2 separate regions of the Homo sapiens genome follow, and region 1 is linked to region 2. The links are chromatin contacts, found by POLR2A ChIA-PET in ENCODE. All regions are on one chromosome and are shown on one strand. Each heading gives the region's core, a stretch centred on a gene start or an enhancer-like site at or near the end of the contact. The rest is flanking DNA. Distances are from core to core; before and after follow the strand shown. Region 1 holds the start of PPP1R12C (protein phosphatase 1 regulatory subunit 12C). Region 2 holds the start of NCAN (neurocan).

Evidence for each region. ChIA-PET counts read pairs that join two places held with the same protein, here RNA polymerase II (POLR2A).
Region 1: POLR2A ChIA-PET joins it to region 2 with 12 read pairs in RWPE1. The contact joins the promoter of PPP1R12C here to the promoter of NCAN in region 2. POLR2A ChIA-PET finds 5 or more read pairs at or near these places in 2 of 52 experiments (CD8-positive, alpha-beta T cell and RWPE1).

What each region holds. Positions count from the first base shown.
Region 1 is chr19:55,115,088-55,122,030 of GRCh38, forward strand. PPP1R12C (protein phosphatase 1 regulatory subunit 12C) reads right to left here and starts at 2,550. Exons shown (of 22, transcript NM_017607.4): 1 at 2,136-2,550. The coding sequence starts at 2,456. RefSeq lists enhancers at 946-1,781, 1,136-1,185, 1,586-1,665, 2,626-2,905, 5,844-5,933 and silencers at 2,096-2,195, 2,216-2,295, 2,486-2,565.
Region 2 is chr19:19,208,362-19,215,105 of GRCh38, forward strand. NCAN (neurocan) reads left to right here and starts at 3,597. Exons shown (of 15, transcript NM_004386.3): 1 at 3,597-3,703. RefSeq lists enhancers at 3,399-3,693, 5,246-5,746, 5,747-6,247.

The sequences.
Region 1 (6,943 bases), core at 1,300-3,799, about 36 Mb after region 2:
GCTCTGGGCGGAGGAATATGTCCCAGATAGCACTGGGGACTCTTTAAGGAAAGAAGGATGGAGAAAGAGAAAGGGAGTAGAGGCGGCCACGACCTGGTGAACACCTAGGACGCACCATTCTCACAAAGGGAGTTTTCCACACGGACACCCCCCTCCTCACCACAGCCCTGCCAGGACGGGGCTGGCTACTGGCCTTATCTCACAGGTAAAACTGACGCACGGAGGAACAATATAAATTGGGGACTAGAAAGGTGAAGAGCCAAAGTTAGAACTCAGGACCAACTTATTCTGATTTTGTTTTTCCAAACTGCTTCTCCTCTTGGGAAGTGTAAGGAAGCTGCAGCACCAGGATCAGTGAAACGCACCAGACGGCCGCGTCAGAGCAGCTCAGGTTCTGGGAGAGGGTAGCGCAGGGTGGCCACTGAGAACCGGGCAGGTCACGCATCCCCCCCTTCCCTCCCACCCCCTGCCAAGCTCTCCCTCCCAGGATCCTCTCTGGCTCCATCGTAAGCAAACCTTAGAGGTTCTGGCAAGGAGAGAGATGGCTCCAGGAAATGGGGGTGTGTCACCAGATAAGGAATCTGCCTAACAGGAGGTGGGGGTTAGACCCAATATCAGGAGACTAGGAAGGAGGAGGCCTAAGGATGGGGCTTTTCTGTCACCAATCCTGTCCCTAGTGGCCCCACTGTGGGGTGGAGGGGACAGATAAAAGTACCCAGAACCAGAGCCACATTAACCGGCCCTGGGAATATAAGGTGGTCCCAGCTCGGGGACACAGGATCCCTGGAGGCAGCAAACATGCTGTCCTGAAGTGGACATAGGGGCCCGGGTTGGAGGAAGAAGACTAGCTGAGCTCTCGGACCCCTGGAAGATGCCATGACAGGGGGCTGGAAGAGCTAGCACAGACTAGAGAGGTAAGGGGGGTAGGGGAGCTGCCCAAATGAAAGGAGTGAGAGGTGACCCGAATCCACAGGAGAACGGGGTGTCCAGGCAAAGAAAGCAAGAGGATGGAGAGGTGGCTAAAGCCAGGGAGACGGGGTACTTTGGGGTTGTCCAGAAAAACGGTGATGATGCAGGCCTACAAGAAGGGGAGGCGGGACGCAAGGGAGACATCCGTCGGAGAAGGCCATCCTAAGAAACGAGAGATGGCACAGGCCCCAGAAGGAGAAGGAAAAGGGAACCCAGCGAGTGAAGACGGCATGGGGTTGGGTGAGGGAGGAGAGATGCCCGGAGAGGACCCAGACACGGGGAGGATCCGCTCAGAGGACATCACGTGGTGCAGCGCCGAGAAGGAAGTGCTCCGGAAAGAGCATCCTTGGGCAGCAACACAGCAGAGAGCAAGGGGAAGAGGGAGTGGAGGAAGACGGAACCTGAAGGAGGCGGCAGGGAAGGATCTGGGCCAGCCGTAGAGGTGACCCAGGCCACAAGCTGCAGACAGAAAGCGGCACAGGCCCAGGGGAGAGAATGCAGGTCAGAGAAAGCAGGACCTGCCTGGGAAGGGGAAACAGTGGGCCAGAGGCGGCGCAGAAGCCAGTAGAGCTCAAAGTGGTCCGGACTCAGGAGAGAGACGGCAGCGTTAGAGGGCAGAGTTCCGGCGGCACAGCAAGGGCACTCGGGGGCGAGAGGAGGGCAGCGCAAAGTGACAATGGCCAGGGCCAGGCAGATAGACCAGACTGAGCTATGGGAGCTGGCTCAGGTTCAGGAGAGGGCAGGGCAGGGAAGGAGACAAAGTCCAGGACCGGCTGGAGGGGCTCAACATCGGAAGAGGGGAAGTCGAGGGAGGGATGGTAAGGAGGACTGCATGGGTCAGCACAGGCTGCCAAAGCCAGGGCCAGTTAAAGCGACTCCAATGCGGAAGAGAGTAGGTCGAAGGGGAATGGTAAGGAGGCCTGGGGCAGAGTGGTCAGCACAGAGTGGCTAAGCCCAGGGCCAGTTGAAGCGGCTCCAATTCGGAAGTGGGGTGGTCGAAGGGGAATGGTAAGGGGGACTGGGACGGGGTGTCAGCATAGGGTGGCAAAGCCCAGGGCCAGGAACGACGGGGCGGATCGAGACTGGCAACGGGGAAGGAGGATGCCCCAGGTGGCGCAGCAGAGGGTGGACCTGGCCCCGGGAGACGCCGGGCGGGGGGCGCTGACCTGGTGCAGGGCGCTGATACCGTCGGCGTTGGTGGAGTCCAGCACGGCGCGGGCGGGCGGCGGCGCGGCGGGGTCGAGCTCGGCGCCGGGGCCAGGGTCGGCGGCGCGCAGCATCAGACGCGCCTCGTCCAGGTCGCCGCCCGCACAGGCCGCCAGGAACTCGGCGGCGCGCTCGAAGCGGACGGTGCGGGCGCGGCGCTCTCCGGGGCCAGGCTCGGCGCCCGCCCGCGCCCCCCACTGCCGCAGCTGCTCCCGTCGCCGCTCCCGGGCAGCCGCCGCCGCCGCCCCCGGGCCAGCCGCCGGGCCATCCTCTCCGGACATCGCACCGCCCGCCCGCCCAGCGAGCGAGCGAGCGCCGAGCCCCAACCGCCGCCACCACCCGCCCGCCCGCCCGCCCCGGGGGCCGCCGGGAACTGCCGCTGGCCCCCCACCGCCCCAAGGATCTCCCGGTCCCCGCCCGGCGTGCTGACGTCACGGCGCTGCCCCAGGGTGTGCTGGGCAGGTCGCGGGGAGCGCTGGGAAATGGAGTCCATTAGCAGAAGTGGCCCTTGGCCACTTCCAGGAGTCGCTGTGCCCCGATGCACACTGGGAAGTCCGCAGCTCCGAGGCGCCCAGTGGAAATCGCCAGATGAGGGCCTCCTCCGGGGAATGCTGGGAAATGGAGTCTACAGGCCGGAGGGGTGCCCCACGGCATACTAGGAAGTGTGTAGCACCGGGTAAAGGGGATGAATAGCAGACTGCCCCGGGGCAGTTAGGAATTCGACTGGACAGCCGCGTGGGAGGGAGTGCGGGGAGAGGCAGAGTTGTTTTGTTATTGTTGTTTTATTTTGTTTTCTTTGTTTTGAGACGGAGTCTCGCTCTGTCGCCACGCTGGAGTTCAGTGGCGCGATATCGGCTCGCTGCAACCTCCGCTTCCCAGGTTCAAGCAATTCTGGCTCAGTCCCCAGAGTAGCTGGGATAACAGGCGCGCGCCACCCCGCCCTGCTAATTTTTATATTTTTAGTAGAGACGGGATTTCACCATGTTGGCCATGATGGTCTTGATCTCTTGACCTCATGATCCGCCCGCCTCGGCCTGTAATCCTGCTGGGATGACGAGCGTAAGCCACCATGCCCAGCTGGGTTTTATTTATTTTGGTTTTTTTCCTGACCCCTTAACTAGAAATAAGCTCCACGAGAGCGGGATCTTTTGTCTTCTGTGCACTACTTGTCCTCGGTTCTTAGAACAGAACCTGAGAGAACCTGATCGCAAATATTTTTGGAATGAATGAATGAATGGGTTCACCAGGGCACCATGGGAAACTGAGTCCGCAACCTAGAAGCCATGAAAGACAGTCCACTTCCAAGCTTCCCTGGGTGACCTCGCAGGGCATGCTGGGAAATGAAATTTGCGGTGAAAAGGTCAGGACCACGATCCTAGGGCACGCTGGGAAATGTAGCCCACAGGGCCACACCCCTAAAAGCACAGTGGGGTGCAAGGCAGGGCCCCAAGGCATTTAGGGCTCGGGGCAAGAGAAATCCACACTCCACTCCCTAATGGTAATCCCTGAGCCACACCGAGTAAAGGAACCCAAGACACAGTGTCCACAGGGACAGGGCTCTCAGAGCTTTCACTGGCCCGCGCTTCTCCTGCGCCCACCCGGACCTCCTGGGAACCGCCCAGGCCCTCGCGCGCTCTCAAGGCATGCTGGGATTGGTGGTCCCGGGCAAGGAGTTCCAGCAGGTGGGGGGCGAATCACCTTTCAGCGGGCCCAAGCGATGAGCACACCTTGATCTTCACCTTACGGATCCCGCGCCCAACTCAAGATTGGGAAGGTGGCTGGCACTTTGTGACAGGAAGAGTCCCATAAAAATCATACAGAAAAGGGCCAAAATCGGGACAGAGACTACAGACTGTTTCCCAAGCGCTGTGGGAGTTTCCCACCCACTCTGAAGTCCTTGGGTTTGCGCGGAGACGTAAACTGCGCATCCCACGAGGCCTGTTTCTTTCCCTCTCTCTTTCTCTTTTGTTGTTGTTGTTGCTGCTGCTGTTACGAAAATTTTTGTGGTTTTATTGTATCATGAGGCATTGAAACATCCGGCGACTCAATGTCTAGGCGGTGAGGCAGCCGCTTTCTCCTTCACTTTCTTTGGGTTAAGTAGAGCAACTTGTCAGTAGTTTTGTTTTTTTTTGTTGTTGTTGTTGTTTTTGAGACGGAGGCTTGCTCTGTCGCCCAGGCTGGAGTGCAGTGGCGCGATGTCGGCTCACTGCAAGCTCTGCCTCCCGGGTTCAAGCGATTCTCCTGCCTCAGCCTCCTGAGTAGCTGGGACTACAGGCGTGCTCCACCACGCCCGGCTAATTTTTGTTTTTTAGTAGAGACGGGGTTTCACCATGTTGGCCAGGCTGGTCTCGAATTCCTGACCTCGTGATCCGACTGCCTCGGCCTCCCAAAATGCTGGGATTACAGGCGTGAGCCGCCGCGACCGGCCAGATTTTTTTTTTTTTTAAAGGACAACCTTTTGCATTACTTAAGTCTTTCCAAGGCATGCGCTGGTACAACACAAACTTTTCCCATTACATGCAGCTAGTCTAGTGTCCAGACGTCATGCACAACACCTCCGTGGCATCAGCGCACTGCGCCCACTCCCACTGCGACCCTGCTCATTTGTGCATCATATCTGGAGGAGTGGCAATAGTTCTGGAAAGAGGAGGGAAGAGGAGGCAGCGTGAGGGCCCGGTGGAGAGGAGGTCAGCTGAAGTTGTGCAGAGCAAGCCTGCATATCATTGGTGCAAACCCAAGCATCATTGCATCGCTGATGTTTTGTTTTGTTTGGTTTTGTTTTGTTTTTGAGACGGAGTCTCACTGTGTCGCCCAGGCTGGAGTGCAGTGATGTGATCTCGGCTCACTGCAACCTCCGCCTCCCAGGTTCAAGTGATTCTCCTACCTCAGCCTCCCAAGTAGCTGGGATTACAGGCGTGCTCCACGCCTGGCTAATTTTTGTATTTTTAGTAGAGACAAGGTTTCACCATGTTGGCCAGGCTGGTCTCGATCTCCTGACCTCAAGTGATCCACCCGCCTCAGCTTCCCAAAGTGCTGGGATTACAGGCATGAGCCACCACACCCAGCTGATGTTCTTTAGTAGGAATATCTGGTGGAACCCCAAGATGGGGTCTTCATCCGCCACGAAGCCTGTTTCTATAGAAAGGGATAGTTCTGGTGGCTCTTAGGTGTGGTCCCTGAACCCCACACTTTCCACATACTTACACACCAACCTCCTTCCCCCAGGAAAACAAGAAGTCGGTCTTCAGGGTGTTACCGTGTAGCTCTGGTTCTGTATGTATTCTGTGCCTTTATGTATAATTGTGTGTATTTGCAATCATGTCTGTGGCTGGATGTATGTTGTTTATGAGTTTGTGTTTATGGTTTGTTTTTGTTTGTTTGTTTGTTTGTTTTGAGATGGAGTTTCACTCTTGTCATCGCCCAGGCTGGATTGCACTGGCGCAATCAAAAAAGAGTAAAATAACAGAAATCAGAATGGGCTTATAATACTCTTACCCCTCTCCACACAGGACAGAAGAGTCAATTTTATACTTTTGTGGATGTTCTAACTTCACCTGCTTATCTGAACCATCTTTATGGTGCAGACTAATATCTATTTTTCTGCTGTTACAGAAGAAGTGGGAACATTTTCTTCTTATCTTTCTGAGGTTATTTACACCAGTGAGGAGGGCCTGCAGTTCCAAGGTTAAGCACCAACATTCCACTGTTACCATTGAGAGCAAAGAGCAGACCCTAGAAGTGAAAACAAAACCTTTACCACAGGAAGACAAGAGCAAAAGATGATGTTCTTGAGTGGCATATGAAGATGCTCACAGCCAACATCACATGCCTATCAGATATTTTATGTACATCATCTCATCAACTCCAGGAGGCAGAGACTAAGAGACTAGCCCCAGTCACAGAGCTAGAAATTGGCCAAGACAAGGTTCAATCTGAGGACTGTCAAATCCAGAACTGGAATTTCTTTTTTTTTTTTTTTTTTTTGAGATGGAGTCTCGCTCTGTCACCCAGGCTGGAGTGCAGCGGCATGATCTCAGCTCACTGCAACCTCCACCTCTTGGGTTCAAGCGATTCTCTTGGGACTACAGGTGCACGCCACCACGCCTGGCTAATTCTTGTATTTTTAGTAGAGACGGGGTTTCACCATGTTGGCCAGGATAGTCTCAAACTCCTGACCTCATGATCTGCCCGCCTTGGCCTCCCAAAGTGCTGGGATTACAGGCATGAGCCACTGCACCTGGCCTTAGAAGCCTCAGTTCCTGATGGCAGTTGGGATCTGCCTTTCCTTCCCTGGACTGCCTACCTCTTGTCTTTTAGGTTACATATGAGAAAACAAACCTCCAATTCACCAAAACTATTGTTATTTGGGGAGCTGTCTCTTACTATCAGCCAAACATAACTCCTCAATGACACTGTTAGTTTAGCACTGCCATTATAATCAGGAGGGATCTGGGTCCAGCTGCGGGAACATGAAGAGGCACTAGTGGGATGACCACAGCCAGCCCCTGTTGATTCACCAGGAGACTGCAGATGCATGAGCAAGTCCAGCCAAGATCAGCCAGACAAGAACTCCCAGCGGAGCCCAGCCCAATTTGCCAACTCTCAAACTATAATTTTTTTTTTTTTTTTTGAGACGGAGTCTCGCTCTGTCTCCCAGGCTGGAGTGCAGTGGCGCGATCTCCCCTCACTGCAAGTTCCACCTCCTGGGTTCACGCCATTCTCCTGCCTCAGCCTCCCGAGTAGCTGGGACTACAGACGCCTGCCACCA
Region 2 (6,744 bases), core at 2,347-4,846:
GAGCCCAGTAGATTCCCAGGCAAGGTTGCCTCATTCAAGCCCCCGGCAACAGCCCGCCCCTGGGCCCCAGGCCAGCCCCTCTAAGCTCAGCCCTGGCACCAGCGAGGAGCCGGGGGGTGGGGGCAAGGGGTGGGGAGGAGTGGAGAAGCGGGGGAAGCAGAAGGATGAGGATAGGTGGGGTTGGGGCTCAGCTCTGCGCCCACAGACCTTGGCTTCCACCTGGTCTCTACTCACTCTGTACATCCTCGGGCAGGTGATCCTAGCTCCTTAAGCCTCAGTTTCCCCAGCACCTGTAAAATAAACAGCAGTCCCTGCCTGTGTGTTTACTTCCCATTTCATTCTCCAAGCAACCGGTAACGTAGGGACATTCATTATCCCCCATTTTATTTATTTATTTATTTAATTTTTTCCCAAGATGGAATCTCACTCAGTCACCCAGGCTGGAATGCAGTGGTGCCATCTTGGCTCACTGCAACCTCCACCTCCTGGGTTCAAGCGATTGTCCTACCTCAGCCTCCTGAGTAGCTGGGATTACAGGTGTGCACCACCCCACCCAGCTAATTTTGAATTTTAGTAGAGACGGGATTTCACCATGTTGGCCAGGCTGGTCTCAAATTCTGACCTCATGATCCATCTGCCTTGGCCTCCCAAAGTGCTGAGATTACAGCCTTGAGCCACCGCGCCCACCCTCCCCCCATTTTATTTTATTCATTTTTGAAATAGGGTCTCACTGTGTCACCCAGACCAGAGTACAGTGATGCAATCTTGACTCACTGCAGCTTTAATCTCCTGGGCTCCAGCGATCCTTCCCCCTCAGCCTCCCGAGTAGCCGGGACCACAGATGTGTGCCACCATGTCCTGCTAACTTTTAAGTTATTTTTTGTAGAGATGGGGGTCTCACTGTGTTGCTCAGGCTGGTCTTGAACTCCTGGGCTCAAGTGATCCTCCTGCCTCTGACTCCCAAAGTGCTGGGATTACAGGCATGAGCCACCGGCACCTGGACTATCCCCATTTCAGATGGGGAAACTGAGACACAGAAAGATGAGATGGCTCACTCAGAGTCACATTGTTACGAATGGCAGGGAGGGGGTTTGAACCCCAGACTTGTGGAGGCTGAGCTACTCGGTTCTCACGCACGTCACGCAGCTGTTCTCAGCGTCTTTCCCAGTGTGAGCCACAGCCAACCCCCCAGCACGCTCCAGCCTCACCGACTAGTCATTGCATGCTGTTTGGGTGCTGCTGACACAGCTGTCACCTGCAGACACTCACATCAGCTGGGATCCTTGACCTCCATCTCTCCTCTGTGACACAGAGTCAAACAGTCAGTGCAGCTTCCCGCTGTATCATCTTGGACCCCAGGGCTACCCCTTGCTCACCTGGGGTCCCCCCTTATCCCTCATTCATTCCTACCCTTTCTTTGATAATCTTTTTTTTTTTTTTTGAGATGGAATCTTGCTCTGACACCCAGGCTGGAGTGCAGTGGCACAGTCTCGGTTCACTGCACGCTCCGCCTCCCAGGTTCAAGTGATTCTCCTGCCTCAGCCTCCTGAGTATCTGGGATTATAGGTGAACACCACCATGCCTGGCTAATTTTTGTATTTTTAGTACAGACAGGGTTTCACCATGTTGGCTGGGCTGGGCTGGTCTCAAACTCCTGACCTTAGGTGATCTGCCTGCTTCAGCCTCCCAAAGTGTTGGGATTACAGGCATGAGCCACGGTGCTTGGCCTCCTTTCTTCTTCTTTTTTCTTTTTTTGATGGAGTCTCACTCTGTTGCCCAGGCTGGAATGCAGTGGCCCAATTTCGGCTCACTGCAACTTGCGCCTCCAGGGTTCAAGCGATTCTCCTGCCTCAGCCTCCCGAGTAGCTGGGATTACAGGCGTCCGCCACCACACCCTAATTTTGATTTATTAGAGATGGGGTTTCACCATGTTGGCTAGGCTGGTCTCGAACTCCTGACCTCAAATGATCTGTCCTCTTGGCCTCCCAAAGCGCTGGGATTATGGGCGTGAGCCACGGCACCTGGCCAAGGCCTCCTTTCTTTGATAACCTTGTGGAAGCTATCTTGTCCCTCATTTGCCTATCCTCCTACCAGATGGACACGCACCCTCAGAGATGCTAAACACACACTCACAGATATAGGACCCAGGGTGGAGCGCTGCGAGCCCATTCTCAGCACAGAAACACCACGACCATAGGAAGGAAGGCAGGGGCAAAGCCTGCCCTCTCTGGGCACATTTCCCTCCTCATGGCTTTTTTTTTTTTTTTTTTTTTTTTGAGACGGAGTCTCACTCTGTCACTCAGGCTGGAGTGCAATGGCATGGTCTCAGCTCACTGCAACCTCTGCCTCCTGGGTTCAAGCGATTCTCCTGCCTCAGCCTCCTGAGCAGCTGGGATTACAGGTGTCTGCCAACACGCCTGGCTAATTTTTGTATTTTTAATAGGGAAAGGGTTTCACCATGTTGGCCAGGCTGGTCTTAAACTCCTGACCTCAGGTGATCCACCCGCCTTGGCCTCCCAAAGTGCTGGGATTACAGGTGTGAGCCACCGAACCCAGCCCTCATTACCATATTTTTAATGGTGGTCAAATACAGATAACATAAAACTCACCATCTTAAAATGTGTAATTCAAGGCCATGCGCGGTGGCTCATGCCTGTAATCCCAGCATTTTGGGATGCTGAGGCGGGCGGATCATTTGAGGCCAGGAGATCGAGACCAGCCTAGCTGACATGGTGAAACCACATCTCTACTAAAAATACAAAAATTAACTGGGTGTGGTGGCAGGTGCCTGTAATCCCAGCTATTCAGGAGGCTGAGGCAGGAGAATCGCTTGAACCTGGGAGGTGGAGGTTGCAGTGAGCCAACATCGTGCCACTGTACTCCAGCCTGGATGACGGAGCAAGACTCCGTCTGAAAAAAAAAAAAAAAGATTGGGGTCTCATGTCTCATGGCAGGGACATGCCTATGCCTCTGCATAAAGCAAAATTATTCATGTGTCAACAGCAGTACCCAGTCCATAGAGTGTGCTACATAAATGCTGATCAGACAAAGGTGAATGAATGAATGATACAATCTGGCTGTAGTTGCTGGAAACAGCTCGGGGGTGTCACACACCTGGACTCCCACCCTGCGTGCCTCTTACCAGCTGTGTGAACAAGGAGTCTCCCCGTCTCGTCCGTGCCTCAGTTTCCTCTCTGTAAATGGGGTAAACCAGTAATTGTAGCCAAAACTGCTTTGAACGTGAGTCCTGGAGAATCAGGCAGGGCGAGGTTCGAATCCCAGCTCTGCCTCTGTGCGTGACCTTGGGAAGCGACTTTGCCTCCTTGGGGCTCAGTTTCCCCACCTGTAAAATGGGACGGCCTCATCCTGGGGCATAATGGGGACGTTTAACGCGGTTCCTGGGGCAAAGAGAATGGGAGGAGAATCGATGCCATCTTCTCCTGGGTGCGGTGAGTGTCCAAAAAATGGGCGGGGTGGGGATTTTAGGCAGGGGAGCCCCCTCCCTCGCGCAGCCAGAGGCCTCGGGCTGGCGGGGGCGCATGCGCAGAGAGCCCTCGCGGCCCCTTTATAAGCACTGAGGCGGCGCTGGGGCCAGCGGAGCGCAGGGCGCAGGGGCTGGACCCGGCGCGGAGCTGGCTGAGTCGGAGCGCAGCGTCCTTTGTGCCCGGCGGCCGCCCCGGGATGCGTCCGAGCTAGGAGCCAGGTGGGGGATCCGTGAGGGGGCCGTGTTGCGGGAGAAGACTTCGGGATTAGAGACAGAGCTCAGGATTAGGGAGAGGACCTGAGACCAGGGAGAAGTCCCCAGAATGGGGAGGGGGCTGAAGCGGGGGAGGGGAGCCCTAGGTTGAGGAGGGAGCGCGAACTGGGAGGGGGCTTGGGAATGCTAGGTGAACAGACATTTGGGGAGGAAGGTTGTCCGCGGAATCCGGAGACTACCCCCCGGTGGGGAGGGGGCCGGGCTGGGGGTGGGTCTCAGGGTTGAGGAGGGAGCAATGGGAAACAGGGCTAGGGGAGGGGCCCCCCGAGTTTGGAGGGAAGAAGAGGACACCCAGATGCCGAATGGGGGACTCTGGAACAGGGCACCCCCGTATCTCAGCCGAGACACCCCAGGATTTTAAGTAGGGATTCCCAATTTGCGGTTGAATGGAGGATTCCGGGCCGGACTGCAGTGGGGAGGGGGCCCCCAGATCACCCTGTGCCCAATGGAAGGGTATCTGCGCTGAGAGCGAACGGCCATGGGGAAGGGGCTCCCTGCCATCTCCCTGTCCTTTTGGGTCAGGTCCGGTCACCACGTTCTGACTCAGGGAGGAGGTCCTGGGGGTCCCCATCCCAACGTGGTTCCCCGTTATTCCCTTAGACCTTGGGTTGAGGTGTTGTCCCTTATCCCAGGGAACACACTGGGTGTCCCAGGTGAATGTTGGGTGGGGGTCCCCTAGACCCCCCAGCTATGGATCCCCAGGACCTGTGAGGGATACCAGCTCAGAGGGGGGGCTGTCCCCCAGCACCTTCACAGCCTCCCACGTCCTTACAGCATGACACAGACCCCTACCCCCACCCCCTTTAGTTCCACCTGTCCATATGGACACATGTGGAAGCGCTGGCTTGGTTTGGGGGCACAGGGGCTGGGAAGTAAGGGGCTGGGAAGTAAGGGCCCTGTCTGGGCAGGAGAGACCCCCATCCCTACGCGTGGGGCTTTGTTCCTCTCAGGCAGCATCAATGAGAAACAGCCAGGCCAGGGAGAGGGTTGGCTCTGGGCCCCAGCGGGGGACGTGGGGGCAGGGCAGGCAGGAAGGGGTGGGTGCACTGTGGGACCCCAGAACCCAGCCGTCGCAATAGCTGATGGACATTCTGAAATCAAGTTCCCCCTCAAGGATATGGGGGTTTTGTGTGTGTGTCCACCCCAGACAGGCAGGGAGGGGGAGTATGCCCAGGGGTTCTAGGGTCCCCTGTGAGTCTGATGTGACTGTGGTTGTGTCTTTGTCAGAAAACTTGTGCCGAGGGCCACATCACCATGTGGCAAAATGATGGGTGTCCATCGGTCACCAAGGCCACAATTATCCATCTCGGTTTGTGCCAGGGGCTGGCATCGCCGTGTGAGTGAGGAGCTATGTCTGATGCTGTTCCGTTCATCAAGGGGTTTATGTGGGGGGGGGGGGGCCCGAGACTGTGGGTGTGTGTCTTTGTGCAGAAGACACGCCGCCTGTCTTGTAAGTGCCCATATTGTCTCTCTTTGTTAATGTCACTGTGAATCTGTGTGAGTGTGTGTTTCCCCAGGGTCTGTGTCTGGGGTGCGTGGCTGTGTGTGTCCCGCTTGTGTATCTGGAGGGGCCAAGGGTTCTTTCCATGCGGTTGGCAGTGTGCACCCTTGGCACGGGGGTGTGGGACGTGGTCTGTGTTCAGAGTTGGGGCGCTAACAGGGAAAGCTTGAGCAGGGGTTGAAATCCCCAAGGGGAAGCCCGGGATGATGACTGAGCCCATCTCCCTTTCTCCTCCACGGAGTTCCACATTCACACCCATGCACACTAATACACCCTGACTCTCAGGTCAGAAACACACACATGTGCGCACAGCCCCCTGCTGAGGGTCACTCAGACTCACACACATCCACAGATCACACTAGGTCCCATGTGCTCCACCCGGTGCACGGAGCTGCTGCAGGCTCACACACACAACATGCACCCACCACATGGCACAACCGCCTTCACACCCTTGCCAGGACACAACACCCCGGACACACACCCAGTCACAAACACTCACAAATGCCCATTGGCAAACTCACCTTCACTCAGTGCTAACGGAGACTTGAGGTGGGGGTGAAGTGAAGGAGGGGACACACACACACTTACACACACACACTCACACACACTCTCTCACACACACACATTCACATGGATCCGAGCTGCCCCTCCTCCAGCACCCCGCAGGCCCCTGCTTGCATATGCATGAGGCTTGTACATTATTCATGAGGGCACGGGCCCCAGACAGCTGTGTAAATGCTCATCTCTGGCCGCCCTGGGGAGGAGGTATTTTAAGAGAAGGGTGTGGGTGTGTGAGGGTGCGAGTGGAAGGGAGTGGGAGGGTGTGTGTGGGGGGTGTGCACCTGAAACTGTGTCTGTCACCATGTTGGGCAACCTCAGTATATTTTTAGCGTATACATGAGGCTTTGTGTCTAAAGAGCTGTTTTTAAATTTAACATTTCTAGGACTTTGCAAGTCTTAGGTCATTTCATCCTCACAGTAGCTGCAGGTGGTACTTGCTGGATAATCTCCATTTTACAGGTGGGGAAACTGAGGCACAGAGAGATTGAAGCAGCTTGTCCCGGATTAGAAGCAGAGCTATCTGGATGTAGTCTGACCTGTTAACGGGGTGTGTGTGTGTGTGTGTGTGTGTGTGTGTGTGTGTGAGAGAGAGAGAGAAAGAGAATTCTCTGGCCTTGTCCTCTCGTAAGGCCCTGCTGGGGGCAGGTGCAACCCGGAGTCCTGTCTCTCTCTAATACCTGGCCAGGCCTGGAACAGCCATGAGGGGACCCCACACTTGCTCAGGGTTCCAAGGGGAAGAAATGAGAACAGCCTGGTGAAGGCAGAGGTTGCTGAGGTTTACAAGTTGGTAGTTGGGAGCACTGGTCCAGGGTCTGGCTTTGACCTCTACCCTGCTGTGCAGCCTGAGGCAAACCTCTAGCCCTCTCTGGTCCCTGAGGCATCGTGTTAGCAGGCAGGAGGCAGGGGTGGACTAGGTGGGCTTTGC